Regions from separate parts of the Homo sapiens genome. Here region 1 is linked to region 2. A link is an interaction called in ENCODE POLR2A ChIA-PET data of the cell type or tissue named here. Cell type or tissue: HepG2. All regions are shown on one strand. Each heading gives the region's core, and the rest is flanking DNA. Links, peaks and the distances in the headings are about the cores only. Region 1 overlaps LOC105376222 (a long non-coding RNA gene). Region 2 holds the start of HDHD3 (haloacid dehalogenase like hydrolase domain containing 3).

Region 1 (15,658 bases), core at 3,577-11,576, 260 kb before region 2:
GTAATAATAAGAAAATCCCATTTTTAACATATTTGAACAGATACTTTACCAGAAAAGTATACAAATAGACAATAAGCACATAAGATGCTTAACGTCATTTGTCATTACAGTCATTAGACAAATACCAAAAAAAAATGACAGTGAGATGGCAGGACACACACACACCAGAATGGCTATAATTAAAATGAATGACAGTATCAAGTGCAGACAGGATGTAGGGCAACTGGAATTCTCATATGTTGCCGGTAAGTATGTAAAATGATACTTTGAGAACCGGTGAATAGTTGCTTTGAAAGTTAAGCATTCATTTACCACATAATCCAGCAATTCCACTCCTAAGCATTTACCGTAGAGCAGCCATGTCCAACTCTTTGAATGCAAGGACTTTTTTGCTTATCTGTGGTAGTGGATATAATGAAAATTATGCATAGAATTTTTTTTAAGCTCATCAGCTATCGTTAGTATTAGTGTATTTCATGTGTGGCCCAAGACAATTCTTCTTCTTCCAGTGTGGCCCAGGGAAGCCAAAAGGTTGGACACCCCTGCCCTAGAGCAATAAAAACATGCGCCCACATAAAGACTTGTCCACATAAAAACTTGTCCACAAATGCTCATAGTAGCTTTATTCATAATACAGTACTCTCAAACTGGAAATAATCCAATGTCAATGAAACAGTGACTGTATAAGCAAACTGTGATATAGCCATACAATGTACTGCACAGTCAAAGAAATGAGCTACTGATATACACATGAATGAATCTCAAAAACATTGTACTGGCTAAAAGAAGCCAGAAACAAAATATCATCGGCTGTATGATGCCACTCACATGAAACACTATAAAAGGCAAATCTAGTCTATTGTAACAGAAAGCTGATCCATGTGGACCCAGGCCAGGGGTGGGAGGTATTGACAGGGTGAGTTATGAGAGAATTTTTAGAGGAGATGACAATTTTCTATATTTTGATCATGGTGGTGGTTACATAGACCTATAGATTTGTCAAAACACATTAAAACATGCATTCAAATGGATACATTTTATTGCCTGTAAAACTGTATCTCATTAAGATTCCCTTTTAAAAAGTAAACAAAACGTTTGTGGAAGGCAAGCAAGACTGTAGAATTAAGTTTAATCCTATAGCATTTACTAAGGACCTACAATGTGTCAAGTTCCTGGGAAAAACACGTCATGGGAAAGATAAATATAGTCCTGCTTTCAAGAAACTTGCAGCAGAGTCGCTGCTGTGGAGGTTGGTATCATAGAAGGTTAATAAGTAGAGTCCTGTCCTGTACGGAAGTTGGTTCTAAGGTCAGCACTAGGGCCGGGCATGGTGGCTCACACCTGTAACCCCAGCACTTTGGGAGACCAAGGCGGGCAGATCACTTGAGGGCAGAAGTTCAAGACCAGCCTGGCTAACATAGCAAAAACCCATCTCTGCTAAAAATACAAAAATTAACCATGCATGGTGGTGCACTCCTGTAATCCCAGCTACTCAGGAGGCTGAGACACAAAAATCACTTAAACTTGGGAGGCGGAGGTTGCAGTGAGCTGAGATCAAGCCACTGCACTCCAGCCTGAGCGACAGAGTGAGACTCTGTCTTGAATAAATAAAATCAGCATAAAAGGAGAACACTGGGCACCATTAAAATTATCCCTGAAAATTCTTTATGGAATTTCGCCATGTTGAAGCCCAACATTCTATAACATCTCTCACTATGTCCATCACAGCCAGCCTTTCCCCAGCACGGATCTGACTGCAGTTTCTTTGGTTGAATGCAAGATGGTTGGCTTACTGGGGCCTTGTCACGCACACAAGTGCACGCACCCACATTTGTGGGTTTTTTTCTCTTTTTTTTTTTTTTTTTGAGACGGAGTCTTGCTCTGTTGCCAAGCTGGAGTGCAGTGGCACAGTCTCAGCTCACTGCAACCTCTGCCTCCCAGGTTCAAGCGATTATCCTGCCTCAGCCTCCTGAGTAGCTAGAACCACAGGCTCGCGCCATCATGCCCATCTAATTTTTGTATGTTGGCCAGGATGGTCTCAATCTCTTGACCTCGTGATCCGCCCGCCTCTGCCTCCCAAAGTGCTGGGATTACAGGCATAAGCCACCGTGCCCGGCCTTTTTTCTCTTTTTTTCTGAGACAGGGTCTCACTATGTCGCCCAGGCTGGAGTGCAGTGGTACAGTCTCAGCTCACTGCAACCTCGACCACCCAGGCTCAAGCAACCCTCCTGCCTCAGCCCCCCAAGTAGCTGGGACTACAGGCATATGCCACCATGCCCAGCTAATCTTTGGTATTTTGATAGAGACAGGTTTTGCCATTTTGCCCTGGCTGATCTCAAACTCCCGAGCTCAAACAATCCTCCTGCTTCAGCCTCTCAAAGTGCTGGGATTACAGGTGTGAGCCGCGGTGCCCAGCAGCACACGTGTTTTTAAACACTAGATCCACACTCAGTCTGGAAAGATGGCACCTCGGAACTAACACCTCCAGGAAGAATGGAAGAATGATAGACTCTGGTCTCCAATCTCGCACTCACTCCAGGCCATACATTCCCTGGGTGGAGTGGAGGACGGAACCATCCACAGCATTGACCATGTTCAGATTCTCTCCTATTCTCATTCTCTCGCTCTCACTCTTTGAAACCTCTTAGATGATTGTAGAGCGTGTCCTCCACACCACTCAGCAAGGAAGGAAGGCCTTGGGGTGCAGAAATGACGTGATGCCATTGTCCCAGCCCTGGGTGTGCTTACTGTGGCAAAGCTATGGTAAGTTGCGATGTTGGTGCAAGAATGAACACACCATCCAATGAGACAGAATCCAGAAGCAGACCCACACATACCCCAGCAGGGCTGGGGATGCTGGAGCCAGATGCAATCAGAGTTGATTTATGACAACTGTGATGTGGTGGGGAAAGGATAGTGTTTCAACAAATGATGCTGAGTATGGATGGAGGCAGACACATAAACATCCATGATCCAAGGCTAAATGCTGCAAAGGATGAAGGCAGAGAGTTCAGGGATGAAGAGAGGGCTGCGTGTGCATGTGCGTGTGTGTGTGTGTGTGTGTGTGTGTGTGTGTCGCTAGAACTTGAAAGATACAATCTAAAATGTATATGGAAACTCAAAGGGCCAAGACGCTCTTGAAGAAGAATAACAACATAGAAGACTTGCCCTACCAGCTGTTTAGACTTAGCATAGCACAGGGTATCGTAAATTAAAGCTACGGTAAGCTGTGATGTTGGTGCAAGAATGAACACACCGTCCAATGAGACAGAATCCAGAAGCAGACCCAGGCATAGATGGACACATGATTTATGACAATTGTGATGTGGTGGGAAAAGGATAGTGCTTCAACAAATGATGCTGAGTCTATCGGATATCCATATGGCAGGGAAAAAATGAACCTTGACCCCTACTACACGCCACAAAAAAAAAACCCACTGCAGATCTAAATATAAAAAGTTACCATAAAGCTTTTAAAAGATATTATGAACTTGAGGTAGGAAAGGATTTCTTAAAAACCATGAAGCATAAAGGAAAAATTTGATACGTTTATTACATTAAATGTTTATATGCCTGATCACCAGAAAGTGCAATTAAGAAAGTGAAAAGGCATCATTGGGTGCAGTGGCTCACACCTCTAATCCCAACACTTTGGGAGGACAAGGCGGGAGGATCGCTTGAGCCCACGAGTTTGAGACCAACCTGGGCAACACAGGGTGACCCCATCTCTACAAAGAATAAGAAAAATTAGCTGGGTATGGTGGCATGTGTTGTAGTCCCAGCTACTTGAGAGGATGATAGGGGAGGATCACTTGAACCTGAGAGTCTGAGTCCACCAGCCTGGCCAACATACCAAGATCCCATCTCTAAAAAATTTAATAAAAATAAATAAGTAAATAAAAAGAATTTTTAATGGGTAAAATTAAACTCTGTGGTTTAGGAATGCCTATGTAGATGCAAACCTATAAAATAAAGCAAAAAAAATTATCAAAAATCAACTAACTCTAGTAGAGACAGAAAGGTGCACTGGGGGTTCTAGTTGCTGATAATGTTCTATATCTTGACCTGGGTGTTAGTTAGGTGGGTGTTTGCTTTAAAATTATTTGTTAAACTATACACATATGTTTATACCCTTTTCTCTCTATATGAAATATTTCAAAATAAAAATATCATAAAATATAACATAAAAGAAAATGCTGGGAGATGCGCACTTGAGAGGAAAACTAAATGTGCCCGAGGCAATCAAGGAAGACTTCATGGAAGAGGGAGTTCCTTCCTGCATACTGAGAGTCCTCCACATGCTAGACCCTGGGATGACAAAGGTAACCAAATACAGGCTCCCTGTCCCCATGGAATTTACATTCCAGGAAGGGAGACAGGCAGGAATCAAATAAACATGCTGTAAATGCTTAAATTGCAGACCGAAATAATGGCCGTATGGATCTGTTCTTACACTGCTATAAAGAAATACCTGAGCTTGGGTAATTTATAAAGAAAAGAGGTTTAATTGGCTCACAGTTCCACAGGCTGTGTAGGAAGCATAGCAGCGTCTGCTTCTGGGGAGGCCTCAGGAAACTTACAATCATGGCGGAAGGCAAAGGAGGAGCCAGGACCTCACACGGCCAGGGCAGAAGGAAGAGGGAGTGGGGAGGTGCCTCACACTTTTCAATGACCATATCTCAGGAGAACTCACTATCACGAGAACAGCACCAAGGGGGAATTCTGCCTTCATGAGCCAATCATCTCCCACCAGGCCCCACCTCCAACATTGGGGATTATAATTCAACATGAGATTTGGGTGGGGACACAGACCCAAATCATATCAGTGGCCTTGCCTGTAAAGTCCATGGGCCCTCACTCTGTATATGCTGGAGATGCCGTCTGAGCTGAGATTTGAGGGGTAGGCATGGGTTGCTCAGAATGGTGAGTGGGAGGGGGCAGAGGGTGCAGCACCCAGTAAAGGTCTTCAGGAGGGCAGGAGCTTTGCTGCGTCCCGTCAACCCACAGCTGCCGAAAGGTCACATGGCCAAGTGCAGAGAACCAGTGAGGGAGTAGCATGAGATAAGCAGCATGGAGAGGTGGGAGAGGATATTTGAACTGGGTTTTGAAGGGTGGATAGGAGTTCACCAGACAAATTATGAAATCCTTAGGGACTTGGAATTCTGTGTCTTGCTCACCTATGTCTCCTACATAGTCGTGCTCAGTAAATACTGTTTCTCCTGGAACGTGAAAAGCTAGAGAATAGAAGAATGTAGAGGTTATAAAACTGAGACCACTGGTCTTGACCTCAGAGGAATGGAGTGCAACTGGGGCAGAGAGCTTCCTTAGCATCCTGGGCTCTGTCTCCTCTGTCAGCAGCTTTAGTGGTCCAGTGAAGTCACCAACAGAAGGAGGTGGCAGCTGAAAAGGATGACTCCAAGAGACAAGCCATTTGCTTCTGGAAGCAGCGGACAATGTTGCCCTACCCGTCACCACCACCATGAGGCTGGCTTGCACCATCTCTGCCACACCCCTAACCCAAACCCCAGGGTCCCATGAGGGTGACAGCAGCAGGGCTGGGGATGCTGGAGCCAGACGCAATCAGAGTGGACAGCCGCAGCTGCGGTGGCTTCGGAATCTGGTTGTTAGTGGGCGGCTGAGGGAGCCGTGCTGTCTCCCCTGTGTTTACTTGGCTCCAGTGAGGAACTGGAAATTCGATCTCCGTGGGGACCAGGCCCTGGTTAGCCCCTGCCTGGAGTCCAGTGGAGTCAGCCTCTCAGAGCTGCTCAGAGGCCATCCTGTTATCTGAGGAAACTGAGGCCAGGGAGCAAGTGGAGAAGGGACTCTCCCAATCATAAACTGAGTAATAACAGCCGCCATTTAGGGGGTGCTCCTGATGTGCCAAGCACTGGGCCAAATGCTTTCTATATAATATCCCTGCAAGGAAAGTATTATTATTCTTGTTTAACAGTTGGGGAAACTGGTGCTCAGAGAGGGCAAGTAATTTGCCCAAAGTCACACTAAGCTAGAACCAGATTGGCATCCAGATCTGCCTGATTGCCAGTGTCTCTAATCAGCCTGCAATCCTGCCTGCAAGGGCAGTGTTCAGCATGTGACTGGGGCTCCTCAAAGATCTCTGTCCGCAGTGAACCACCCCTCTATAGCTGATCCTGGAGTTGGGGACGTCTCTTCTCACCTGGCCTGCCCACCTTCTCACAAGGAGGCTTCACACCTAGTGCCCTCCCTAAGCCCACCTTTCTTGAGCCCCTGCAGCTCTGTCTGGCACTCCCACTGCCTCTATTTACTTATTTATGTTTCTTTCTTTTTTTTTCAGGCGTGGGATTCAAACTCGTGTTTCCACGGGAGACTGCATCCTCTGCCTTTATGTCCCTGGAATGGGTCTGGGACTTTGAGCTCCCAATGACAGGAATTCCTTTTCTAAACTGGCCATAGAAACTGTATAACTATGAGAAATGGGTTCTGTCCTGTTGTTCCTGATCCACAGCCTCCGACCACCACCATGTAGCACAGCTCCTGACACAGAGAAGGAATAAGAAAGGCCCCCAGCCTGGGCACCTGGCACGGGTGTCTGTGGCACAGCAGAGAAAGCTAGATCTGCTGCTAACGGCTGTGTGAACCTGGGCAAGAGATGCAACCTCTCTGAGCCCACAGCCCCTCTAATGATATTGACTTTTCACCACACACTCCGTGATCTCATGCAGGCAAAGGATTTGGCCCTCAGTGTGTGCTCAAGTTTAATGTCCTGGATTTGAACTTTGACTTTTTTTTTCCTTTTGTTTTGGATTTTTACTCTCTAGTTTTCAGATTCTTCCAGCAATGTACTACAAATTTCTGGGGAAACGGAACCATGTGCCCCTGCCAAGATGCCCAGTGCAGTACCAGCAAGATGGCCAACGCCTAGAGCTCCCTTGTTGATCTGAAACCTCCCCTTTTCCTTACTTCTCCCTCTGTTCAGAATGTGTAGACTTCTCTAAGCTTTGTTAAACCTGTTTACAACTTCAGGCCAAACCCCTCTCAGTGTAAAAGGATCCAAGTGACTACTTTATCTGGTTGAACTAAGTGTCTAACTGTAATCCCTCTTGTAATTTGAGCCCATTTTCTCACATTCGGTCAGAGGTATGGGACCAGCTGTTCTTTCTCCTCTGGGAATCCTGTGTCCTAAGCAGGAAGAAAGCACCTACACCCCACAACCCAGGAATCTCCCTCGTACCTTTCCTACAGGAAATTCCTGCCCCACATTGCTTTCCTCTCTTTGATGTAGCCATGCTTCTTTGAGCCAGTCCGTCATCCACCAGGCCTTTTAGGGAAATGCTCTGAGCTTTCCCAGCTTGGGGAATTCCAAGGAAATCGAATCAGACCTCCACGACCCTCCCCACCGCACAGGAAGGAACCTAGCCAAGGCCCCTTCTTGGATAGATGGGGAGCGAGAAGGTCACCCAGTGTGTTGGTGGCACAGCAGGTTCCTGACTCACTGTCTGCTGCTCCCAGGCAACTGGGCCCACCTGTGGAGCCCTCGGTCCCCCTGTCCCCTGAGTCAGGGTCCCCTCCAGCCAGTCTCAGAGAATAGAGGGTCAGGCTTTCTTGCATAAAGAATGTCAGGTATCTAGTGGTCTCCAAGCCTCCAGCCCTACTGTCACTCTCCTCCTGGAATTTCATGCCCATGTCCTGTGTCAACATTTGTGACCTCAAGTGCAGACTGTTCCTCATGGGATGGTGAAGGAAAGAAAGCAGTGTCAACTCAGCACATCTACACACACATACGCATGCGCACGTGCACACACACACACACCGCTCCACGTGCGTTAAGCGCAACAAGGGGCCCTTGTGAATCTGCCAGGTTCTTAGCAATGCCTGGTGTTCAAACTCCATGACCCAGTCCTGGAAGCTCATCAGTAATCCCCACAATCCTTCCCAAAGCCCAAAACTGCTGCATCAGAGAGCTGAGTCCTAGAGCCAGGGACCATCTGTGCTCCTGCCCAGAGCAGAGTCCTCTTCCAATCAGCCTAGTGACAGACAGCTCATTACCTCTCAAGGCATCTTACTCCACTGTAGATGACTCAGGAGGCTGCCTGGAGGAGCAGAAGCAGGACTGTGCAGTCAGAGAGACCTGAGTTCAAACCCTGGCTCCAGTGCTTCATAGCTGTGTGACCTCAGGCAAGCCACTTCCCCTCTCTGAGCTTCTGATTCTTTTTTTTTTTTTTTTTTTTTTTTTTTGAGACAGAATCTCCCTCTGTCACCCAGGCTGGAGTGCAGTGGCACAATCTCTGCTCACTGCAAGCTCCGCCTCCCGGGTTCACGCCATTCTCCTGCCTCAGTCTCCCGAGTAGCTGGGACTACAGGCACCCGCCACCACGCCCAGCTAATTTTTTTGTATTTTCAGTAGAGACAGGCTTTTAGTGTGTTAGCCCAGATGGTCTCGATCTCCTGACCTCATGATCCGCCCACCTCGACCTCCCAAAGTGCTGGGATTACAGGAGTAAGCCACCGTGCCCGGCCAGCTTCTGATTCTTTATCTGTACGATGAGGAGTCAAATATTTGCCTTGTGGACTTGGTGTGAGCATTAGATGAGAAAGCATACTTGAAACCCAAATGTCAGCTGCCACCTCCCTGCCCCCAGAGACAATGGAGCATAGGGACCATTGTCTATGATCAATATCAACTAATATCAACTGAGAAGCAAGTCAGGGGCTGGGCTCAGTGCCCTTTCAGGATCCTGCTATTTCATCTTCTCAACGAAATCTAAGGAAGCACTAATGTTACCCCCATTTCACAGATGAGGAAGCCGACTCACTTAGAGAAGTGTGTGTGACTCGCCAAGGTCACATGGGTAGAAAGGGCAGGGCTGAGATTTGGGCCCAGGTACCCTGAACTGGGAACCTGCTTGTTTAACCACTGTAACTCACTCCAGGCCCATGGAAGTTGAAAGCCCTCCCCGAGATTTTTGTCATGAGGGCTCTTGCCTTCTCGTGGTCTCTCTGCTCCTCGCGACTGCCGCCTCTGAGTCAGACCAGCTGTGGCTCATCTGAGTGGCCCTTTCATCACCATCTCAGCGGCCCTTTCATCACCATCTCAGCTCCTCAGTATGTCTCCTAAGATAAACCATTCAGCCCCTTCCTCAATTACCAGGAAAAACCCATATTCCCAAGAAACATGTGGGTGGCTGTAGACCTAACTGATGATGGAATGTGGAGGCATGTTTACACTGCGGTACACGCTTCGCACTGAACATTTGACATCCCTGGTTTTCAGTATCTTTTTCTGCCCAACTCCGCACCTCCAAGAACCTTCCTCTGCCCACTTTGCCTCCTAGGGCCCCCACCTTCCAGGGGCCCAGTGTTCCACCCATGCCTTCTCCTCTCTCCTCTCCTCCCACGCCTCCTCCCCCTGCACCCATTCAGTCTTGCTCTCTCCGTCTGTTAAGACTAGGAATTCCAATCCCTCCAACCCTTAATCCCAAACCTTCCCACAGTCACACCTATCAAGGGGCCTTCCAGTTAGCCAGACCCACCCTGTTATGGGACAGTCTTTGAGGGACTTCTTCATTCCTTGGCTCTGTGCCTGTTGACTCAAGTGATGATAGTTATATTAGCATAGAAAAATTCTTCCTCAGATTAAGTAGCAATGAGCTCCTTTCCGATAACAATCTTAAAATATCAAAAACCACAGACCTGGGAAATGATCCTGCCCAGAATTTCTCAATGAGACACAAATGGCCTTCACGACGTGAGACTATCCCGTGCACTGCAGGACACTTAGAATCCCTGGCTTCTCGGCACTAATGCCAACAGCACCCTGCCTTCATCCTTGTGACAACCAAAAATGCCTCCCCATTTCCAAATTTCCCCATCTGTCACACAGGCACACTCATGCATAGCCCATGAACACACACACACACAGTGCATGGAGAACTAATCATGTCTTTGTACACACGGGCTCATGAGACCCAGAGAGGCAAAGGTCTCTGCCTGAGATCACATAGCAAGTGAGGTTGGAACACAGGACCAGCAGACTGGGGGAGAGCCTCTCTCCCAATATGCAGGCTGAGGCTGCCCTGCCACTAGGCTGGGAGCCAGAAGACAAGGGCCCTGTATTGCACCCCACTCCAGATTTTTGCAAACCCAATTCCCTGGACCCCTTCATAAGGACCAGCAGGATGCCAGACAGACACCAGCAGAGAAAACCTCAGCCTCTCATATTTTGAGGACTCGGCAGATTCTGCCTGGTTCCCAGTAAACCAGAAACATGGTCGTGAAGTGAGGTTAACGCGGAGTGCTGCCCGAGAAGGCTGAGCCAGCCAGCCCTCTCTGGGGAGGCAGAAATCCTTCCCGGAGCCTGAGACCCCTCCAGCCTGGCTGTGGGGAGTCAGCTGCTGTCAGCTGCCCAGAGATGAAGGTCAGGGGACAGGAGAGGGGATTTCCAGAACCCAAAAGCCAAGTGTGCCAGCAAGTCTATGCCTTCCAGATGTGAGGACATACGAGGCCAAACACAGCTCCAGTCTCATCCAGAGACACAGTGCCAGGAGACGGGGAGGCAGGCTCAAAGAGGAAGATGTGATCCTTGACTGCACCCCCTACAGTGCGCAGAGCACCCCCATTCACCTCTGTGAATCCTTATAGTGACCCTGCAAGGTAACCATAGCATCCCCATTTCACAGATGAGGAGATAGAGGCTCAAAAAGGCAAACTTGCCACCTACTAGCTGTGTGACCAAGAACATGCAATGTAACCACCCTGGGCTTCAGTTTCTCCTTCTGGATCATCTGGAGGGTATGGCCTGCCTTTAGGATGTTTTTGAGGCTAAACGAGGCAAACCTTTGTTATAGTAGCCCAATGCCTAGCTAGCAACAGGTGCAGAAATAATGCTATTGGAACCAGCAGGTTGAACAAGCCAGACTGGTAATGTAATCAAAAGCACAACTTTATTTTTGTGTTCCATTATCTCTTTAAAATGTAGTCAGTGGGACAACTCCAGGAAGGGTTGGGGGGGGCGACTTTTTTGCTGTCTTAGTAATGACAATTCCTTTAAATTGCAAACACAGTCCAAGGCAATCATGTCTATTTCTAGACCAGTGCAGAATTTTCTGGTCTAGAAATAGACAGAATGTCAGTTTCTTCTCACCTCCAATCCCATTCTCCAGGCTGCAGTTTCAACCTAGCGAAGGTTTGAGTAGTAAGGAAGAAAGAGGGTTAAAGCGAGTGCACAGAAGAGTTCTTTCTCAGGTCATTTTAAAATTGAGACAAACATGACATTTCTTACGTGTCTCAGTTTGTGGTTGCATCTGTATCTGCTACGCACACACACACACACACACACACACACATATTCTAATACTGTTACTTTTTAGGAATTCTCGTATGTATAGAGTATGGTAGATATTGCAGCTAAGTTATGTAACCTTGTGGTTTCCCTTTAATAAACCATGAACACCGTCTTCTCTCATTGCACATACTTTTAATTTATTTTTTGAGATACAATTCACATAACGTAAAACTCACTACTTTAAAGTGTACAATTCAGGCCTGGCACGGTGGCTCACGCCTGTAATTCCAGCACTTTGGGAGGCCACAGCGGGTGGATCACCTGAGGTCAGGAGTTCGAGACCAGCCTGGCCAACATGGTGAAACCTCGTCTGTACTAAAAATATAAAAATTAGCCATTAGCTAGGCATGATGGTGGGCGCCTGTAATCCCAGCTACTCAGGAGACTGAGGCAGAAAGAATCACTTGAATCCAGGAGGCAGAGGTTGCAGTGAACCAAGATGGTGCCACTGCACTCCAGTCTGGGCAACAGAGTGAGATTCTGTCACAATAAATAAATAAATAAATTGTACAATTCAGTGGCTTTTAGTATACTATGTTGTACAACTATCACCACTACCTAATTCTAGAACATTTCTATCATCCCCAAAAGAAATCTTATACCTATTAACAGGTCGGTGCAAAAGTAATTGCAGTTTTTGACGTTTTTTATTTTAAGTGGCCAAAACCGCAATTACTTCTGCACTGACCTAATACTAGCCAATCCCCAACTCCCCTTCCCCTCATTTCCTGGCAACGAATCTGCTTTCTATCTGTCTGCATTTGGCACCTGGATAGGTTATATAATTGGAATTCTACAACATTTGACTATTTGTAACTGGCTTCTTTCATTTGGCATAATACTTTCAAGGTTAAACATTTCAAGTTGTAGCATAAATCAGTACTTCATTCTTTTTTATGGCTAAATAATACTCCACTGTTTAGACAGATCACATTTTGTGTATCCCTTTAGCAGTTGATCAACATTTGAGTTTTTTCTACTCTTTGAAAATTATTAATCATGTGCTGTGAGCATTCATTTACAGGTTTTTGCGTGAATATATTTCCACTTCTCTTGGATCTATACCTCGGAGTGAAATTTCTGAGTCCTGTGGTCAATATTTTTTATTTTTTTCTCTTTTTGAGACGGAGTCCGGCTCTGTTGCACAGGCTGGAGTGCAGTGGCGCTATCTTGGCTCATTGCAACCTCTGCCTCCCGGGTTCAAGCAATTCTCCTGCCTCAGCCTCCTGAGTAGCTGGGATTATGGGCACGTGCCAACACACCTGGCTAATTTTTGTATTTTTAGTAGAGATGGGGTTTCACCATCTTGGTCAGGCTGGTCTTGAACTCCTGACCTCAGGTGATCCACCTGCCTCATAACTCCCAAAGTGCTGGGATTACAAACATGAGCCACCGTGCCCGGCCCCTATGGTAAATCTATGTTTAGTTTTTTGAGGAACTGCCAGATTCCACATCCACTTCCAATTTCTCCACATCCTCACCAAAAACAGTTATTTTCCCTTTTTTAAAAGTTACAGCCATCCTAGTGAGTGTAAAGTGGCAATTCATCATGGTTTTGATTTGCATTTGCCTAACGACTAATGCTGTTGGTCATGGATATGCTTTTAAATTATGATTTTAATTGCCATGCAAATTCCATTGTAGGTTACTATATTTTTAATTGGCTATTATTGAATATTCAAGTTGTTTCTATTTTTTCAAATTCACTCATACATATAAGCCTTTGTGAATCATAATCATCTCTGATTCAATGACATTCATCCATTCACTCACTTATTCAATAGCTATCTACCAAGCCAGGCCTGTTCTAGGTGTTATTGCACAGTACTGAGCAAGACAAAACAGATCTGATCTCTGCCCGCCTACAGCAGACGGTCCAGTGATTTATTAAATGTTTGTGCAAATAAGTCGATCAGCAGGCTGACAAGTATCAGTAAAGAAACACACAGGGCACATATGTAAGAGGAGCGCATCATTCAGAGTGGGTGGCCAGGAAAAGCCAGCCAGGGGTGGGAGATGGGGAAGAGCATTCCAAATAGAGGGAACAGCATATGCAAAGCTGTTGAGAAACTAACAGAGACCTGAGTGCCCGGAGACGGGGGCAAGAGCAAAGAGGGAGGTGAGGGCTAAGGTGGAGGGAATGGAAGCGGAGGTAGGCTGGACTGTGCTGATTGGCAGCCCGCTGCGGGAGGGCTGAATACATTGACAATTGTTTTATTTCCAATGTGCCATTTAAAAATAGCAAAGAAGGAATGAAGAGAAGGAAGAAGTGGGGGAGAGGGGATTTCTGAGGATGGAACACTTAAACAAATGGGGTCCTGCCCTATCTGTGCCTACACTGGCCAAGGTGAGCATCTGTCAGTTGTCCAGCCCGTCAGTCACCTGCCACTGTCTATGCCTAATCTCAACAGCTTACACCACACATGATACTGAGTGATCTCTACCCCTGGCCAAGTGGGTATTGTGACCTAACAGCAGTCAATCTTGAAGTTGGCCAGTGGGCTGAGAAGTGGCCTGGTGTGGTATAAAATATAAATATTTGGTCTTGGTCTCTAATTCCTGGCACAGAGCTCCTAAAACCCCTGAACGTATTGCCTTTCATATGCTAATGAGATGACTTATGGAGGAGCCCTAGAGAGCTTCATGATGAGGGCTGGTTACCCCCACACCCCCTACAGCCTCCATGGGGGTAAGATGGGCTGGAGATTGAATTCAATCGCCAATGGCCAATGATTTAATCCATCATAATGAAACTGCAAGAAAAACCCCTAAACAACAGGGTTTGGGAGCTTCAGGGCTGGTGAACACAGGGACTCGCTGGGAGGGCGTGGAAGCTTTGTGCAAATCCCCCATGTTTTGTTCCCTGCATCTCTTCCATGAGTCTGTTCTTGAGTAGTATCCTTTATAATCCACTGGTAATAGTAAGTAAAGCACTTGCTGAGTTTTGTGAATTGTTCTAGTGAATGATCTAACTAGAAGGGGAGGTTATGGGAACCCTGAAATTCAGAGCCAGGCAGTCAGATGTACAGATGGTCCCTGGACTTGTGTGTGACTGGTGGCTAAAGGGGGACAGCCCTGTGGGGCTGAGCCCTAAACCTTGGGGTCTGCACTAACTCCTGGAGTTGGTGTCAGAATTGAACTGAATAATTGAACACCTAGCTGGAGTTAGGGAATCAGAGACCTCATATAAGAACTCACTTAATCCTTGGCCTGTCCTGGTGGGGGACTTCCAAACCAATCAAGTCCTCCCTCTGGGAGCATTGAGTGTAAGTTAAGAAGTTGGGAGTGAGAGTCGAAGCAGGAAAGATTCACAAAGGGAAGCAAAGAGAAACTGGGCTACAGAAGCCATGAGCTCACCGGAACTGGACAGCAAGAGAAACTACAATGAGGCAGAGGCCTCAAGAAGCAGAAGGCATGTGACAGAAAGGGGAGGAGAAGATGCAGGAGAGGAAGGGCAAGCTTCCTCTACCTATAGGGGCAGGTAGAGGAAGAGGCAAGCTGATCACCAGAGAAGGGCTGGAGATGACAAATTAGCCTGGATCTGAACAACTCTCCACTTCTCCTAAGAGCTTTCTAGGCTCTGAGAGCCCTGGCTAGGCTACGGCTGAGGTTCTGTTTCCCTCATTTCCTCCTGGAGTCTGCTGCAAGTGACCTGGCAGTGTCTGCTCCTTACGCTGTCTCTGGTTCCAGGCACGTGGGCCTGGGCTTGGCTCAGAACTCCCCAGCCTCGTTTTGCAGAAAAGGGATCTAGGAGAAGGAGAAAGCTCTGTAGAAAGGCATAGGAAATCCTCAGGGCGGGGCCGCCATGGAGAACAGGGGTGCTGGGGTTGGCATAGGGGTCCAGTGGGTGCAGCTCAGAGATCCAGGAGCCAAGAAGCACAGATTTGACTCTGAGTCACTGGAGGCCCCCGAGAAAAGGCTGTGCCCTCTCTGGGTCTCAGTTTCCCCATCTCTGAAAGTAGGTGACTTCTGCATCCCATTCCAGCATGAATATTTGTTGAATCTGTGACATGAGAGGAAAAATCATTTGCAAAAGAAAGAGCCAGAAACTTAGAAATCCAGTAGGCCAACACATGTTTGAGAAACACAACATCGAACATTCAAGATAACTAATACAATTTCATTTCAAAAATCTGAAGTTTAAAACTGCATAACGTCGAGATATTTGAAATACTGGGCTCTGAGGGCCGGTGGGAGGAGAGGGCTCAGGTCTGCTGACGAATGTCCTCCTCTACACCAAGAGGACAGCATCCACTCCAAGGCCAACAGAGCCCCAAAATGAAATCCCTCAAATTCCACAACGTCAGAAGAGTTCAAGCTTCTTAAAGTTCCCCAGGT
Region 2 (15,658 bases), core at 3,044-11,043:
CAGGCTGAGGCCCCACACCCTTCTTTCCGGTTCCTCACCTGGAGTACTTTCCTTGATCTTAACCTGACAACCTCCTTCTCACCATTCAGATCTTTGTTCCTTCCTTGACCACCTCATCCAAAGAGATACCCTGTCACTGTTCATAAAATGATTGTTTTTACCGCTTCCACTTCTCTCTCTGAAATCACTTTGTTTATTTATCTACTCAATGGTTGTCTGCCCCTCCCATGCCCCATGCAGGCAGGAACCACCTTGTTTCCCACTGAATCCTCAGAGAAGGACAGGGGACACAGAGCCCACAGATGTTAGGTGGTCAATGAATGAGGTTGGGTGTTGGTGGGGGGCTGGCTTTTTATTTTGTACACGTTTGTATTTTGCATTATTATTATTATTTTTTGAGACAGAGTCTTGCTCTGTCACCCAGGCTGGAGTGCAATGCTGTGATGTCAGCTCACTACAACCTCTGCCTCCCAGGTTCAAACAATTCTTGTGCCTCAGCCTCCCGAGTAGCTGGGATTACAGGCACCTGCCACCATGCCCCACTAATTTTTGTATTTTTAGTAGAGATGGGGTTTCACCATGTTGGTCAGGCTGGTCTCAAACTCCTGACCTCAAGTAATCCACTGGTCTCGGCCTCCTAAAGTGCTGCAATTACAGACGTGAGCCACCACACCCAGCCTGTTATTATTTTTTAACAAGATGGGGTCTCACTTTGTTTCCTAGGCTGGTCTCATACCCCTGAGCTCAAGGGATCCTTCCACCTTAGCCTTCCAAAGTGCTAGGATTTCAGGCATGAGCCACTATGCCTAACCCTGAATATGTCTGTATTTTTTTTAATAGGAGAAAAAGCATATACATTTATTTGATCATAGTTTTTTTGTGACATGGGAGCCTTCAGAATGAAGAGCCACAGATACAGAGGAAACTGTCCATTTTTATGCTTAGGTTCAACGAAGTGTACATGGCCGTGTATGTAGGGAAAAGAGAGATCAGACTGTTATTGTGTCCATGTAGAAAAGGGAGACATAAGAAACTCCATTTTGACCTGTACCCTGAACAATTGCTTTGCCCTGAGATGCTGTTAATCTGTAACTTTGCCCCAACCTTGAGCTCACAGAAACATGTGTTGTATGGAATCAAGGTTTAAGGGATCTAGGGCTGTGCAGGATGTGCCTTGTTAACAAAATGTTTACAGGCAGTATGCTTGGTAAAAGTCATCGCCATTCTCCATTCTCGATAAACCAGGGGCACAATACACTGCGGAAAGCCGCAGGGACCTCTGCCCTGGAAAGCCTGGTATTGTCCAAGGTTTCTCCCCATGTGACAGCCTGAGATATGGCCTCGTGGGATGGGAAAGACCTGACCGTCCCCCAGCCCGACACCCGCGAGGGGTCTGTGCTGAGGAGGATTAGTAAAAGAGGAAGGCCTCTTGAAGTTGAGATAAGAGGAAGGCCTCTGTCTCCTGCCTGCCCCTGAAACTGAACGTCTCGGTATAAAACCCGATTATACATTTGTTCAATTCTGAGACAGGAGAAAAACCGCGCCGTGGCGGGAGGCGAGACATGTTGGCAGCAATGCTGCTTTGTTATTCTTTTCTCCACTGAGATGTTTGGGTGGAGAGAAGCATAAATCTGGCCTGTGTGCACATCCAGGCATAGTACCTTCCCTTGAACTTATTTGTGACTCAGATTCCTTTGCTCACATGTTTTCTTGCTGACCTTCTCCTCACTATCAGCCCGCTCTCCTATCGCATTCTTCTTGCTGAGATAGTGAAAATAGTAATCAATAAATACTGAGGGAACTCAGAGACCAGTGCCAGAGCAGGTCCTCCGTATGCTGAGCGCCGGTCTCCTGGGCCCACTGTTCTTTCTCCATACTTTGTCTCGGTGTCTTATTTCTTTTCTCAGTCTCTCGTCCCACCTGATGAGAAATACCCACAGGTGTGGAGGGGCAGGCCACCCCTTCACATGTAGAAACAGGATTGCACAAAACGCTAATAGACTGAATAGAGAAACCCACCAAGACCCATCTGTGTAGATTCTTCTTGGCCTCTCTGTGCAGTGTTCCTTCCTCCAGGGTATGCGGCAAGACCCTCTCAAAGGGGCCTGGGTGGTGGGGGCTGTCTTATGACCTGTCTTGCCTAAGGTCATAGTGCAAGGTGATGAGACTAAAGAGGAACAGAGCACAGGCACAGAAGTATCTCAAAGCTTCCCCTCCGGTACCTCCCCAGCCTCTTTGGCCCAAACCCCCTGGCTAGCAACATTCCTATAGTTCCTCAGTGTCTCTTTGGTTCGGAAAAAAAACTTTCTTGCCTGGAGGCCTTTGCATCAGGGGGTCCCTTAACCATCACTCAGATCCTTCCCCTCTGCATGGCCAACTCTCATATGTTTGTATTTTTTAGTTTTTTGAGACTAACATGCATTACATGCATACCTTATTTATTTATTATTTTTTTATTTTTTTATTTTTTTGAGATGGAGTTTTGCTCTTGTTACCCAGGCTGGAATACAGTAGCCTGATCTTGGCTCACTGCAACCTCCACCTCCCCGGTTCAAGCGATTCTCCTTCCTCAGCCTCCCAAGTAGCTGGGAATACAGGCATGAACCACCTCGCCTAATTTTGTATTTTTAGTAGAGACGGGGTTTCACCGTGTTGGCCAGGCTAGTCTTGAACTCCTGACCTCAGGTGATCCACCCACCTCAGCCTCCCAAAGTGCTGGCATTACAGGCGTGAGCCACCGCGCCCAGCCAACATACATTACTTTTGCAAACAAAGATAAAACTCTTTTTTTATTCTTCAAAAGAATAAAAAAGCTCCCTGGTGGTCTAGTGGTTAGGATTCCAGGCTCTTACCACAGGGATCTTTTTTTTTTTTTTTTTTTTTGGGGACACAGTCTCGCTCTTTGCCCAGGCAAATATTGTGCAGTGGCAGAATCTTGGCTCACTGTAAGCTCCGCCTCCCGGGTTCATGCCATTCTCCTGCCTCAGCCTCCCGAGTAGCTGGGACTACAGGCACCTGCCACCATGCCCGGCTAATTTTTTGTATTTTTAGCAGAGACAGGGTTTCACCGTGTTAGCCAGGATGGTACCACAGGGTTCTTAAAAACAAAAAGAGGCCAGGTGCGGTGGCTCATGCCTGTAATCCCAGCACTTTGGGAGGCTGAGGTGGGCGGATCACCTGAGGTCAGGAGTTCAAGACTAGCCAGGCCAACACGGCGAAACCCTGTCTCTACTAAAAATACAAAAATTAGTTGGGTGTGGTGGCACACACCTGTAATCCCAGCTACTGGGGAGTCTGAGGCAGGAGAATCGCAAGAAACTGGGAGGCGGGGGTTGCAGTGGGCTATCGCGCCACTGCACTCCAGCCTGAGCGACAGAGGGAGACTCCGTCTCAAAAAAAAAAAAAGAGAAAGAATAAAAAAGCAGGTTACTGCAGCGGACTCTACCCTCACCAAGTTATCTTGGATTTAACAAGTTTCCAACTGAAAGCAATTCCCTCCAATACCAACTGGGGACCCTGAGACCAGAGAGGGGCTGGGCCTTGCCCAGGTTCACACAACACTAAGCAAGCCAGGCTGGGTCCCAACTCCCCTCCTCCCACTCAACCTGGGTACTTCTCGGGGGTTTCCCGATCCAAAGGAGGCCAGGAGCCGGGGTTGGGGATGGGGAGCGGAGACAGCGGTGAGGAGCGGCGGTGTGGCGGGCAGGGGGTGCGCAGACAGGGCGGAGAAGGTGCTGGTAACGGGGGCTGCGGAGCGGAAGGGTGCGGGCTGGGGAACCTCAGAGGGTGCGGGGAGGGAATAAGGGGCGTAGATGGTGCAGGGTAACGGAGGCGCGCAGTGAAGGCGGGTGACAGGGGCGCAGAGAGGTGCACAGTGAGACGAAGGAGGGAGAGGGGACGGCGAGGGCGACGGGAGATGGGGCGGGAGAGGGCGAAGGTGAGGGGGATAAGGGCGGGGACGGGGCGGGGACAGAGGCGGGTCGGGATGGTAGGGAGGGGCGGCCCGCGCGATCCCCGCCCCACCGCCCGGCGCTTGCGCACCTCCGCCCGAGCTCGCGGGCCTTGCGGCTGCGTTTTCAATCTGCTTCCTTGTGAGTCAGGTGGGTCCTGGGCCCAGGAACCGGCCCGGAGCCGTGGACGCCCTACAGCTGAGAAGGGGACCCAAGGGGTCGGCCGCGGCCAAGGCCCCTAGGACCGCCGCCCCAGCTCACGCTGCCGACGGCAGCTATAGACATTCTGCGTCAGGTCCGGGCTCCTGGACTTCGCCTTTCCCGAGCCCTGGAGGTGGGGAGAAAAGGTGAGCAGTTCGTGCCTGCAGCGCAGAGCCCCAAACCCGCGGTTTTAGAAATCGAAAAAGCCCTGCCGGGCGCGGTGGCTCACGCCTTTACCGTAATCCCAGCACTTTGGGAGGCCGGGGGGCGGGGTGGGGCGGGGGAGGATCACGAGTTCGGGAGTTCGAGACCAGCCTGGCTAACATAGTTGAAACCCCGTCTCCACTAAAAATACAAAAATTAGCCAGGTGTGGTGGCGCGCGCCTGTAGTCCCAGCTACTCTGGAGGCTAAGGAAGGAGAATCGCTTGAATCCGGGAGGCGGAAGTTGCAGTGAGCCGAGATCGCACCACTGTACACCTGGGTGACAGAGTGAGACTCTGTCTCAAAAAAAAAAAAAAAGAAAAAAAGCCGGCCGGGTATAGTGGCTCACGCCTGTAATCCTAACACTTTGGGAGGCTGAGGTCGGGAGTTCGAGACCAGCCTGGCCAACATGGAGAAACCCCGTCTCTACTAAAAATACAAAAAAAAAAGGAGCCGGGGATGGTGGCGCATGCCTGTAATCCCAGCTACTTGGGAGGCTGAGGCAGGAGAATCGCTTGAACCTGGGAGGCGGAGGTTGCAGTGAGCCGAGATCGCGCCATTGCACTTCAGCCTGGGCAACAAGAACGAAACTCCGCCTCAAAAAAAAAAAAAAAAAAAAAAAAAAGCCGTGGGTCAGGAGCCAGAGCCCTCTGCTCTAGTCTTAGCTGTGCCAATGTGACTCCCTGTGTGATTTGGGGGTAAATTACTGCCCCTCACTGGGTCTCTGTCTACCCACCTGCAAAATGAGAGGATCTTTGGATGAGTCTCCTTAATTCATTTCCTGGACAAACTTCCTCCAAGGCTCCCCCAGATTTACCAGTGACGCCCTTCCCTAAGTATCAACTTAGCCGTACTTTGAACTCTGGCCCCTCAGGTTTCAAGGGGACGGCCTTGTCTGGGATCAGCTCTGTCTGGGGAAAGAAGCTGCACCAGCCTCTGGATAGCAGGCTGAGTCACTTGTTTCTTGTGCCTTGAGTCAGTTCTCTCATCAGCTCTCCTCCTAGGCCAGTGTTATTACCTCCAGTAAAGATGGAAAAGTTGGGGTTCAGAGAGGGCTAGAGACAGACAGCCTGCTGTGTCCTGTCTTTTCTCCTGTGCTGTACAGGTTCACCAATTTTTAAAATCCAAATATATCTCATGGTACAGTGGAAGAACTGGCCAGAGAGTCTGGAAGTTTGGGTTCTGGTCCTGGCTGTGCCACTGACTCACTGTGACCTTGGGTAAGTACCTGCCCCTTTCTGGCTCAGTCTACTCTGCCCAGCAGCCAAGATATCGTTCATATGCTCTGCAAGGCCCCTTCTGTCTTTGACATCCCTAATAATGATAATAGCAATCATAATAATTGTGTCCTGTGTGCCAGACAGCTGGCCTCTGTCTACTTGCCCTGCCTCAGGGCCTTTGCACTTGCTATTTCCACTGACGGGAGCACTCACCTACCTCTGCTTCTTGCACATTCATTCTTCTGATCTCCATTGAAACTTGACTTGCAGGGCTGGGAGTGATGGCTCATGCCTGTAATCCCAGTACTTTGGGTGGCCAAGGCTGGGGGATCACTTGAGTCCAGGGGTTGGAGAGCAGCCTGGGCAACATAGTGAGACCCACCCCGCCCCACCACCCCACATCTCTACAAAAAGTTCAAAAATTAGCCGGGCATGGTGGCACGTGCCTGTAGCCCCAGCTACTAGGGAGGCTAAAGCAGGAGGATTGACTGAGCCTGGGAGATCGAGGCTGCAATGAGCCATGCACTCCAGCCTGGGAGACAGAGAGAGACCCTGTCTCACAAAAAAATTAAAAAAAATAAATAAAAAGAAACTTCACTTGCTTATGACATTCCCTAACTACACAGACTAGATGCGGTCCCTGGATTTAGATCCTTACGGTATCTATTGACTTCATTATATTTAAGTGTTTGTATAGTTCTTTGCCTAATATCCGTATCCCTGTTCTTCAGTGCCTGTAAATGCCCTAAGGGCTGGAAATCTATCCCATATGCTAGCAGCTAGCTCAAAAAGGTGCTCAGAAATTTGTTGTGGATTCAGAGTGACTTTCCTAGGGTCACACCATTGGCAGCACCAGAATTTGAACCCAGTCTGTCTGATGTCAGGGCCTGAGCTTCCACCTTACCTGCTATTTTTCATTCTAGGATCTTGTGCTGTGAAGACATTTCCCAAGTGCTTCATGTTAGCCAGCAAATCTGACCCACAAGGCCTGGAAAGAGGTGATTGTTAGGTTGCGCAGAGGTGGTCTTATCCAGCTCAGCTTCCCCTGGGACCCACCGTGGGACCTGAGGCAGAACTGGGGTGGACTTGGCCTCCTCCATGGCACACCGGCTGCAGATACGACTGCTGACGTGGGATGTGAAGGACACGCTGCTCAGGCTCCGCCACCCCTTAGGGGAGGCCTATGCCACCAAGGCCCGGGCCCATGGGCTGGAGGTGGAGCCCTCAGCCCTGGAACAAGGCTTCAGGCAGGCATACAGGGCTCAGAGCCACAGCTTCCCCAACTACGGCCTGAGCCACGGCCTAACCTCCCGCCAGTGGTGGCTGGATGTGGTCCTGCAGACCTTCCACCTGGCGGGTGTCCAGGATGCTCAGGCTGTAGCCCCCATCGCTGAACAGCTTTATAAAGACTTCAGCCACCCCTGCACCTGGCAGGTGTTGGATGGGGCTGAGGACACCCTGAGGGAGTGCCGCACACGGGGTCTGAGACTGGCAGTGATCTCCAACTTTGACCGACGGCTAGAGGGCATCCTGGGGGGCCTTGGCCTGCGTGAACACTTCGACTTTGTGCTGACCTCCGAGGCTGCTGGCTGGCCCAAGCCGGACCCCCGCATTTTCCAGGAGGCCTTGCGGCTTGCTCATATGGAACCAGTAGTGGCAGCCCATGTTGGGGATAATTACCTCTGCGATTACCAGGGGCCTCGGGCTGTGGGCATGCACAGCTTCCTGGTGGTTGGCCCACAGGCACTGGACCCCGTGGTCAGGGATTCTGTACCTAAAGAACACATCCTCCCCTCTCTGGCCCATCTCCTGCCTGCCCTTGACTGCCTAGAGGGCTCAACTCCAGGGCTTTGAGGCCAGTGAGGGAAGTGGCTGGGCCCTAGGCCATGGAGAAAACCTTAAACAAACCCTGGAGACAGGGAGCCCCTTCTTTCTCCACAGCTCTGGACCTTTCCCCCTCTCCCTGCGGCCTTTGTCACCTACTGTGATAATAAAGCAGTGAGTGCTGAGCTCTCACCCTTCCCCCACTAACCAGCTCCTAGCCTCTGCCCTCCCTCATTCTCATTCACACCTGTGTCCCTTTTCCACTAGGAGTCGACTTCACATCCAAAGGATTCACAGAGGGCCCCACTAGCTTCAAAACCAGGCACTTTCAAACTTGGTTTTAGCAGCAGAGTCCTTTAGTTATGGGCGATCTGAAACCCCATTATGCAAAACTAAAAACAGACCCTGAAAAACTGCTGGAGTTGAAGCAGAGGTGCTAAGGTCTCTCTTTCAGCTTCTGAAAATACCCTCTGGAAGCCTGGGGTCAGTGCTTAGTTTGAAAAGCAGGATGCTAAGCCATTCTGTAGGGACACTGTCCATTAGCACCACATAGTATGAAGGGGAGAATTTAAACAAGGAACCCCATGACAGTCATGAGAAGAAATCCTGTTGACATATGCCTGCCCCGTGTTAGGTAAGGTGCTGAGTTACCTCCATGCACATATAACCCTCAAAGCTACCTCGTTGGGCCTAGGTGGTTTGACCCCCTCCACAACTTTACAAATGAGGAAACTGAAATTCAGAGGTTAAGCAGCCTGCCCGAGGTCACAGCTAGCATGCAAAGACACCAGGATTCCATTTAGGCACATCTGAATCCAAAGCCCATTGGCTTGACCACTAGGTTGTAAGTAGATGAGGATGCTTGTCATGTGAAACGTGGTACAGTGGAGATTCTGGGAGAATAGGGGAGGTGTCCTAAAGAATATCAATCTCAAAGGGCACCCCAGTCGCAGAGACCAGTGTGGAGGTAGGAAAGTATGGGGAACAAGGACTGCAGTGTAGGGAATAGGTTTGGAGGGAGGGGGGAAGAACTGGAGGTTGAAGTAGGTTGGGTTTTTCAATTCCTTTTTTCACTTTAGGAGGCTGAGGCAGGAGGATCACTTGAGCCCAGAGTTCGAGACTAGCCTGGGCAACATGGTGAAACCCCATCTCTTCAAAAAATGTAAAAACTAGCCTGGTGTGCTGGCACACACATTTAATCCCAGCCACTCGGAAGACTGAGGCAGGAGGATCGCTTGAGCCCACAAGTTCTGTTACAGTAAGCTACGTGCCACTGCACTTCAGCCTGGGCAACAGAGTGAAACCCTGTCTCTAAAAACAAAACAACAAAAAGTTCTCCTGCCTCCCCACCTTCCCACACCGTTCTACTTGGTATTTGCTGGACATCTGTGTTCCTTGCCCAGTGCCAGAGGATACCACACATTAAAAACACAGGCTGGCAGTGTGTTCTGGTGCCAGCAGCTAGGGAGGGCTCTAGAATGGATGCTGAATTCAGTAGTGGCATTGGGGGTGGCTTTAGATGAGCAGGGGGATGAGGAGGACATTGCTGCAGCAGGCCGATGAACTGTGGAATGAAGGCTGCTGTGAGGAGCTGGGTTGGTGGATTGGGAGAAAATGGCATGGGGGCCTTCAGGTGCCAAGAAAAGCCTTGGCTTTGACCCAGATTTTTGAGCAGGGGCTGTGCCCAGGCAAAGGCAGGGAAGATCTCTTTGGGACTTGACCAAACCCCTTTTGGTCTGTTTTCCTTGGGACTGGCACCAAGGCCAGGCAACAGTAATTTCGTTGTTTTTTTTTTTTTTGAGATGGAGTCTCGCTCTGTTGCCCAGGCTAGAGTGCAGTGTTGCGATCTCGGCTCACTGCAACCTCCGCCTCCCAGGTTCAAGCAATTCTCCTGCCTCAGTATCCCGAGTGGCTGAGATCACAGGTGTGCACCATTATGCCCAGCTAATTTTTTGTATTTTTAGTAGAGATGGGGTTTCACCACATTGGCCAGGCTGGTCTCAAACTCCTGACCTCAGGTGATCCACCTGCCTCAGCATCCCTTTGAGACTCTGTCTCAAAAAAAAAATTAATAAACAGTGGTTTTCAAACTGCTCTGCAGCTCCCAAAGAAAGTGGGGAGGGCTCTGCCTTTCATCTTCTTTGGACGCAGGAGCCTAAAGTTGTAGGTAAGATTACTTTTGAAGAGAGTTCCTGGACAAAAGTTTGAAGACCACTGTTCTAGGGTGAACTCCTCATGGAGACAAACATAAAGGGACTTGCCTTGGGTCTTGGTAATGTCTCCAGGCTCTTTCCGCTACACTGAGCTGCGACCCACTTATTTCCGAGAATGCAATAAGGGTATGAAGACAGGCCAGCGTACAGTATACACCCAATTATCAACAAAGAACATGGAATAAATCTTCAATGCTTTTAAGACCTTTAATAATGCCCACGTGCCCTAAGGTTGGCCCTCTTAACTCCCTCAGCTCTTTCTGGCTTTAAGCCATCACCCCAGGTGTGCAGTTTATGTCAGAGGGGGCCATCAGGTAGGGAAACTTATCAGCTGCTCTAAGAGAAAAGGCCGTCCCTGCTATTATCAGTGGGCACAGGCTGGAGCTCAGCCAGCAGGGGCTACAGTCGGGTTACCTGGAGACATGATCCCCTGGTCCTCTGAGGGCCTAGGCAGGACATGGGGGAGGACACGGTCCCCCGGGACAGAGTCCTCTGGCCAGGAGCAGCCTTTCAGGTTGCTCTTGTGTGCTAGAAAAAAATATTTTCTCTATGTGCCATGTCATGAAAAAGACAAAAGCACTGAGTTAATGGGATGTGGAAACTTTAGCCACAGGCTTCTCTGCCTGTGAAGAGAGCATTTCTGCATGTGAACAGCTGGAGCAGGAGGCTGAATGGCAGTGCTTCTCCAGAGACCACAACATCCACCCAGTCACCTGTCCACCTACATTCACCTATCCATCTATCCATCCACTCACCTGCCAAATATTTATTGCATGCTCACTATGCACCAGGCACCATGCTAGATGCCAGAGACAAAGTGAAGACACCCTCAGAGGGGCAGATGCATGGTGGATTTGGGAGACTAAGGCCCAGGGAGTAGTAGGTTCCCCACAGGTACCCAGCACTCAAAGCAGCAATCTCCAACCCTTTGAATGCAAGGACTTTTTTGCTTATCTGTGGTGGCAGATATCACAAAAATTATACACAGACTTTTTTTTTTTTTTTAGCTCATCAGCTATCGTTAGTGTATTTTATGTGGCCCAAGAAAATTCTTCTTCAAATGTGGCCCAGGGAAGCCAAAAGTTTGGACACCTGTGATTTACAGGTTATGCCTAGATCTGAAACAGATCCCCATCCCTCCTAAAGCTGCCCACTGGTTATGGGCCCTGTTTCTCTTAGAAACACCACACACATCATTTGGGAAAAGCACACTGAGTAGAAACATGGCCTGAAAGGGTGGTGGGCGGTGGACCTGGCTTCCTGTGGCCAGAGGTCAGCGGACGATAGAAATGGTCTGATCGGCCACAGCAAAGACTGGGAAGAGGGGCCCCGGGAAGGACACATGATGGGCACAGAGCACTGTGCCGGAGGCTGGCTCATAGAAGAGCAGCTCCTGAACCTGCAAGTCCAGCACTACACCCAGCTGGGCTGGGCCCCGCAGCAGCCCCAGGGGCTCGTGCTGCCCATTGTGTGAGAAACGAAACTCCTGATCATAGCGAGAGAAGACCCAGGAGAAGGCATTGTGGCCCAGACGGCAGTCACTGCCAGAACCCTTGCGGGGCAGGTGGCCTGAAGCCACGCCCACCTTATAGGCACAACTGTTCTGGACATTCACCATCCAGGCATGGAGCCCATTCTGGAAGGAGGTGGCAGCCAGGGCATTGGGCCAGTGGTCGAAGCGCTCCGGGCCATCTGCACAGGCCTTTGACTTCTTGGTGCTGAAGGTCAGGGTCTTTCGATCATCTGACAATTGCAGGAAGGGGCTGACTGTCCTCTCATCGATCCGTATGTCCTCTGTGCCTGCCAGAAAGAATTCTCAGAGTTGCCGAGGGCCCACCCCTGCCCTAACCTGGTCCTGCCAGGTAGCAAAAGGTTCCTCACCACTCACTAGCATGGTGACCTCATATAAGCCATTTACTCTCTCTGAGCCTTGTCTGCAAAACGGGGGTCAAAATAGGACTTCTCACTGGGTGATCACGAGAATTAAACAGAATCATACATGTAAAGTGCCCAGCATGTAAGTGCTCTATAAACTGTAGCCTTCATAACAATAGTTACTATCAGTCAAGACCCTCAACTGTAAACTCTGATAGAAATAAGGCCCAGAGAGAAAAAGGGAGTTGCCCAAGTTTACACACTGACTTGGTGGGAGGGGCAAAATGAAGACAAAACATTTTGTTCCTATACGTAGCACTGATTATACTCTTTCTACTTGGTCATATCTGTGGCCTCCAGATTGGACGTGTCCTAGAAACACAGCCTCTGGGAGCTAGGAAGCATGAGATAAGCAATTTCTAGCAAATATCTAAACTGCTGGTAAATCAGGCATCATTTGATACCAGAATCTAGAGTAGAGAAGCTACAGCTTCTACCAAAATTGTAAGGATAATACGAGGAGGGAGGATTAAAACTGAAAAAAAAAAAAAATCAGTCTATTAACCTAACTGTTCCACGAATTGTGAAAGACTACCATTGGGAGAATGGAAGCTTCCATCTAACTTGGAGGAGGCCTGCTCTGGAGAACCTCTGTGCTAAATGGGAATTCCTGGAGGCAGAAGACCATGTCAGTTTACCTCTGTGGCCCCAGCATGTGGCACAGGGTGGGGCCCACAGTTGGCCTGAGTCAGTGTGTGTAAAGTGAATAAGTGAGGCAAATCAGGCAGTTTGATTCTTGGTCCAGATGTTCTTCAGTTGGCCATCAATTTTATCTTCTTAAAGAGAAACCCCAGGTTTCCAATAAATAATACTGGGCTGCCCTAGTAGGTCAGGATATAAGGAAGACATGACTTATAGGAATGAGATTTATCTTTGACCCAACCACAGAACATGTTAGTCCGGAAATGGGAAGGACTTGGCCCAGCTGCCCCAGGCCTGTCTGGAACCTTGACCCTACTGACCAGCCTGCATCCAGCATGACTTGTTTAAGCTATCATCTCAGAAGCACGGGTCCCCATTGTGAACCAGGAGTGAACCCCAGACAGACAGACAGAAGCCCAGTTGTCCTAATGGTCCTGGGCTCTACTGCTCCTAACCTGAGAGAGACCCAAGAACCGCCGTTGCCCAGAGTTGGGTCAGTAGTGGGCTCCGAGTGCACTTCTCATTAAAGTTTAACATTTCCGACTCCTGGGGATCCAAAATGCCCTCTGCTTCTTCGGTCCTTATATGGGGAAAAACAGAGACAGAGATTCAGGATGGTTCTGGAAATATATCTGGATCAATATGGGGTGAAGAGAAGAACAGAAGTAAAATCTCCTATCAGGCGATACCAAGATTGGCAGCTAGGGCCAGGTGCAGTGGCTCACCCCTGTGACCCTAGCACTTTGGAAGGCCTGATGTGGGAGAGGATCACTTGAGCCCAGGAGTTTGAGACCAGCATGGGCAACATAATAAGACTCCATCTCTACAAAAAATTTAAAAATTAGCTGGGTGTGGTGGCATGCACCTGTAGTCCCAGCTACCTGGGAGGCTGAGGTGGGAAGATTGCTTAAGCCCAGGAGTTCGAGGCTGCAGTGAGCCAAGATCATGCCACTGCACTCCAGCCTGGGTGACAGAGTGAGACCCTGTCTCAAAAAAAAAAAAAAGAGTGGCATCCAGGCCCCACACAGGTGCTTGGGCCAAAAGGGAAGGTGGCCATTTCCCCTGTGCCCCCCAGAAGCCTTAATTTTAGCAAAGCTGGTGGACAGTTTATAGGAAGATGTGTTCTTGGTGCCAGTATTAGAAATTGAAGGTGGTGTGCTCTGCAGAGGAAGCAACTTGCCAGAGTCCCTCAGTAAGTTAATGGCAGAGCTGGGGCTAAGACCTCCTGGGCCTCTGGAACCCCTGCACGATAGTCTTTCTACTCCAACATCTTGCCCTTGCCTGGAAAATATCTCACCTCCCTCTCAGACCTGTTGGGGCAGTCATGTTTCCCTGGGTTTTGTCAGAAGGTACAGCCACTCCTCTACTTTAAAAATGCAAACACCTGAGGGGTCCACAGAGGAAAGGGCCATCAGTTATCACCCCAGCCACAAATGAATCATGGCACTGTGTGCTCTCAATAACTCTCCCCTCAGCTCACAATGGGGGCTGGGTTTTGCTGGAGAGGTATTTTGGGACAATATGATGCCTAGGAGTTGAAAACTGCCATGTATCAGCAGTGAGGGCCTGGGTTTGCTGTTTTCTCTACAGAATCATACCTCAACTTTGCTATAACCTGGGAGGTAGTGGTTATCTGATTTAACAGGACAGAACAGATTCAGAGCTAAAAAGGGGAGCTAGATTCAAGTCATGCCTCCATGCAAAAATAGAACAAAACTGGGATGAAGCCCAGGCAGCATTCAACATAATTTTTTCCTTGACCTGAAGTGAAATCTCAAAGGAATATAGGGCAAAGTAGGGGTTTACCATGGAGCTTTGCAGCCTTTTGACCTAGGTGCTGAGAAAGACCTTTCCTACTGCCTCCAATCCTGAAGATGGCGTTGAGATCAGGCAGTGGTTCCGAGTACACACACTCTCTCCCCATATCTCATGGCTCTGTGCATAAATGGAGTGGGCACAGGGGTGGGGCATGTGCCCTGATGGCTCTTTGCAAGACTGTCACTGTTCTGTCTTGGGAGGTATAAGGTGAACAGAACCTTAGAAATGCTGGGAGCAAGCTCTAGTAACAAAGGCTCTTTGTGGTCAGGACAACAGAGGGTCTATTGCCATCTTCTCAGAACGCAGGAGCTCCCGCCAACAGGTGGGGAAGAAAGAGGAGCTGATGTCAGCGGTGCTAAGCTGTCATCCCAGGGCAAATGTGAGGCTGAACATAGTGAAGTCTACAGCGAACCACCCGGGCTAGCTGCCCTATGGTACCGAAGACAAAACTCATGGCCCCAAAGGGGTGGAAATGAAAAAGGGCCTGAACACAGCAGGCCCTGGCCAGGATCAGAATGCCCAGATGGTGCGGCAGGATCTGCTGCAGTGTCCAGTCAGAGTTGAGCCCAGCTACAAGCGTGGAAACACCAGAGCCAACAAGGCACTTCTCAGATAAGTGAGTTTCCGGCTAGATGGGGCTTCACAACTTTTGAACACTACTTTGAGAGTATATTCGCTCAGCCTGGGGGCATAAAGAACTACAGACAAATCTGGAACTCTATGGATAGGCCTTTCAATAGTAGTATGGGCTTAGCAATGCTCGGACAACTTTGTATGTATTGTAGGACTGAGCAAATACTGATGTTGTTGGGGGCTGGAGTCCTCACTGTAAAATAACAAAAGGTACAAATGTAGAAAGGGAGAGGGCAAAGGAAAAACCTTGAGGTGTTACATTGGAATTAGAATCTGTGATACAGGCTGGGCATGGTGGCTTATGCCTGTAATCCCAGCACTTTGGGAGACTGAGGTGGAAGGATCACTTGAGGTCAAGAGTTCGAGACCAGCCTGGCTAATATGGTGAAACCTTGTCTCCACTAAAATTACAAAAATTAGCTGGGTGTGGTGACACATGCCTGTAATCCCAGCTACTTGGCAGGCTGAGGCAGGAGAATCGCTTGGACCCAGGAGGTGGAAGTTGCAGTGAGGCAAGATTGCGCCACTGCACTCCAGCCTAAGTGACAGAGTAAGACTCCATCTCAAAAAAAAAAAAAAAAAAAAGAAGCTGTGACACAAACTCATGCATCAAACAGCTACACACACACACACACACTCTCTCTCTCTCTCTCTTTCTCTTTCTCCCTTCCTAGTTCCATCTGCTATATGCTGAGTGAGCTGAGTGAGGCCTAGAAGCAAGGTCACTGAGTACCCTTAATGCTCAGATCTTGGTTTCTAAATATCATTCTCCACTAAAAACAACCAGGTGCCCTGGAGAAGCAGCTGATTCAGGGGCAGGAAAAGCACAAGTTGAGCTGGGGTTTTCTTCTTGTGCTTCTTGTGAAAGAGAGCAAGAAAGTGCTCAAAGAATGATGGGAACTTTTCAAAAGGACACAGGGTCCAGCTTGAAAGGGCTTCTACAGGCCAAATCTGGGACAGTCTGAATGTCAAAATTAGTAATAACAGTGACAGATTATAATGCACTGAATAAAATAAGAA

Evidence for each region. Peaks named below come from ENCODE experiments on the same cell type or tissue, not always from the same donor. Only the 100,000 strongest peaks of a DNase experiment are listed, where the experiment ranks them.
Region 1: POLR2A ChIA-PET joins it to region 2 with 6 read pairs; 3 of 35 experiments call an interaction of 5 or more read pairs at or near these places.

The regions. Positions count from the first base shown.
Region 1 is chr9:113,626,300-113,641,957 of GRCh38, reverse strand. It overlaps LOC105376222 (a long non-coding RNA gene), which reads right to left. Exons shown (of 4, transcript XR_007061739.1): 4 at 13,167-15,323. Among named protein-coding and RNA genes, the nearest start is that of RGS3, 170 kb to the right of the region's middle. RefSeq lists an enhancer at 9,720-10,283. In HepG2, for the core only: no CTCF peak of the experiment used is centred there; DNase peaks (open chromatin) are centred at 5,637, 7,217 and 7,787; H3K27me3 peaks cover 1,600 bases.
Region 2 is chr9:113,365,368-113,381,025 of GRCh38, reverse strand. BSPRY (B-box and SPRY domain containing) reads right to left here. Exons shown (of 6, transcript NM_017688.3): 5 at 12,643-12,767; 6 at 9,804-11,410. The coding sequence ends at 10,884. It overlaps HDHD3 (haloacid dehalogenase like hydrolase domain containing 3), which reads left to right and starts at 4,040. Exons shown (of 3, transcript NM_001304509.2): 1 at 4,040-4,297; 2 at 5,459-5,573; 3 at 6,497-7,604. The coding sequence starts at 6,672. The coding sequence ends at 7,427. RefSeq lists a silencer at 3,669-4,188 and enhancers at 10,607-11,107, 11,108-11,608. In HepG2, for the core only: no CTCF peak of the experiment used is centred there; a DNase peak (open chromatin) is centred at 4,035; H3K4me3 peaks cover 2,189 bases.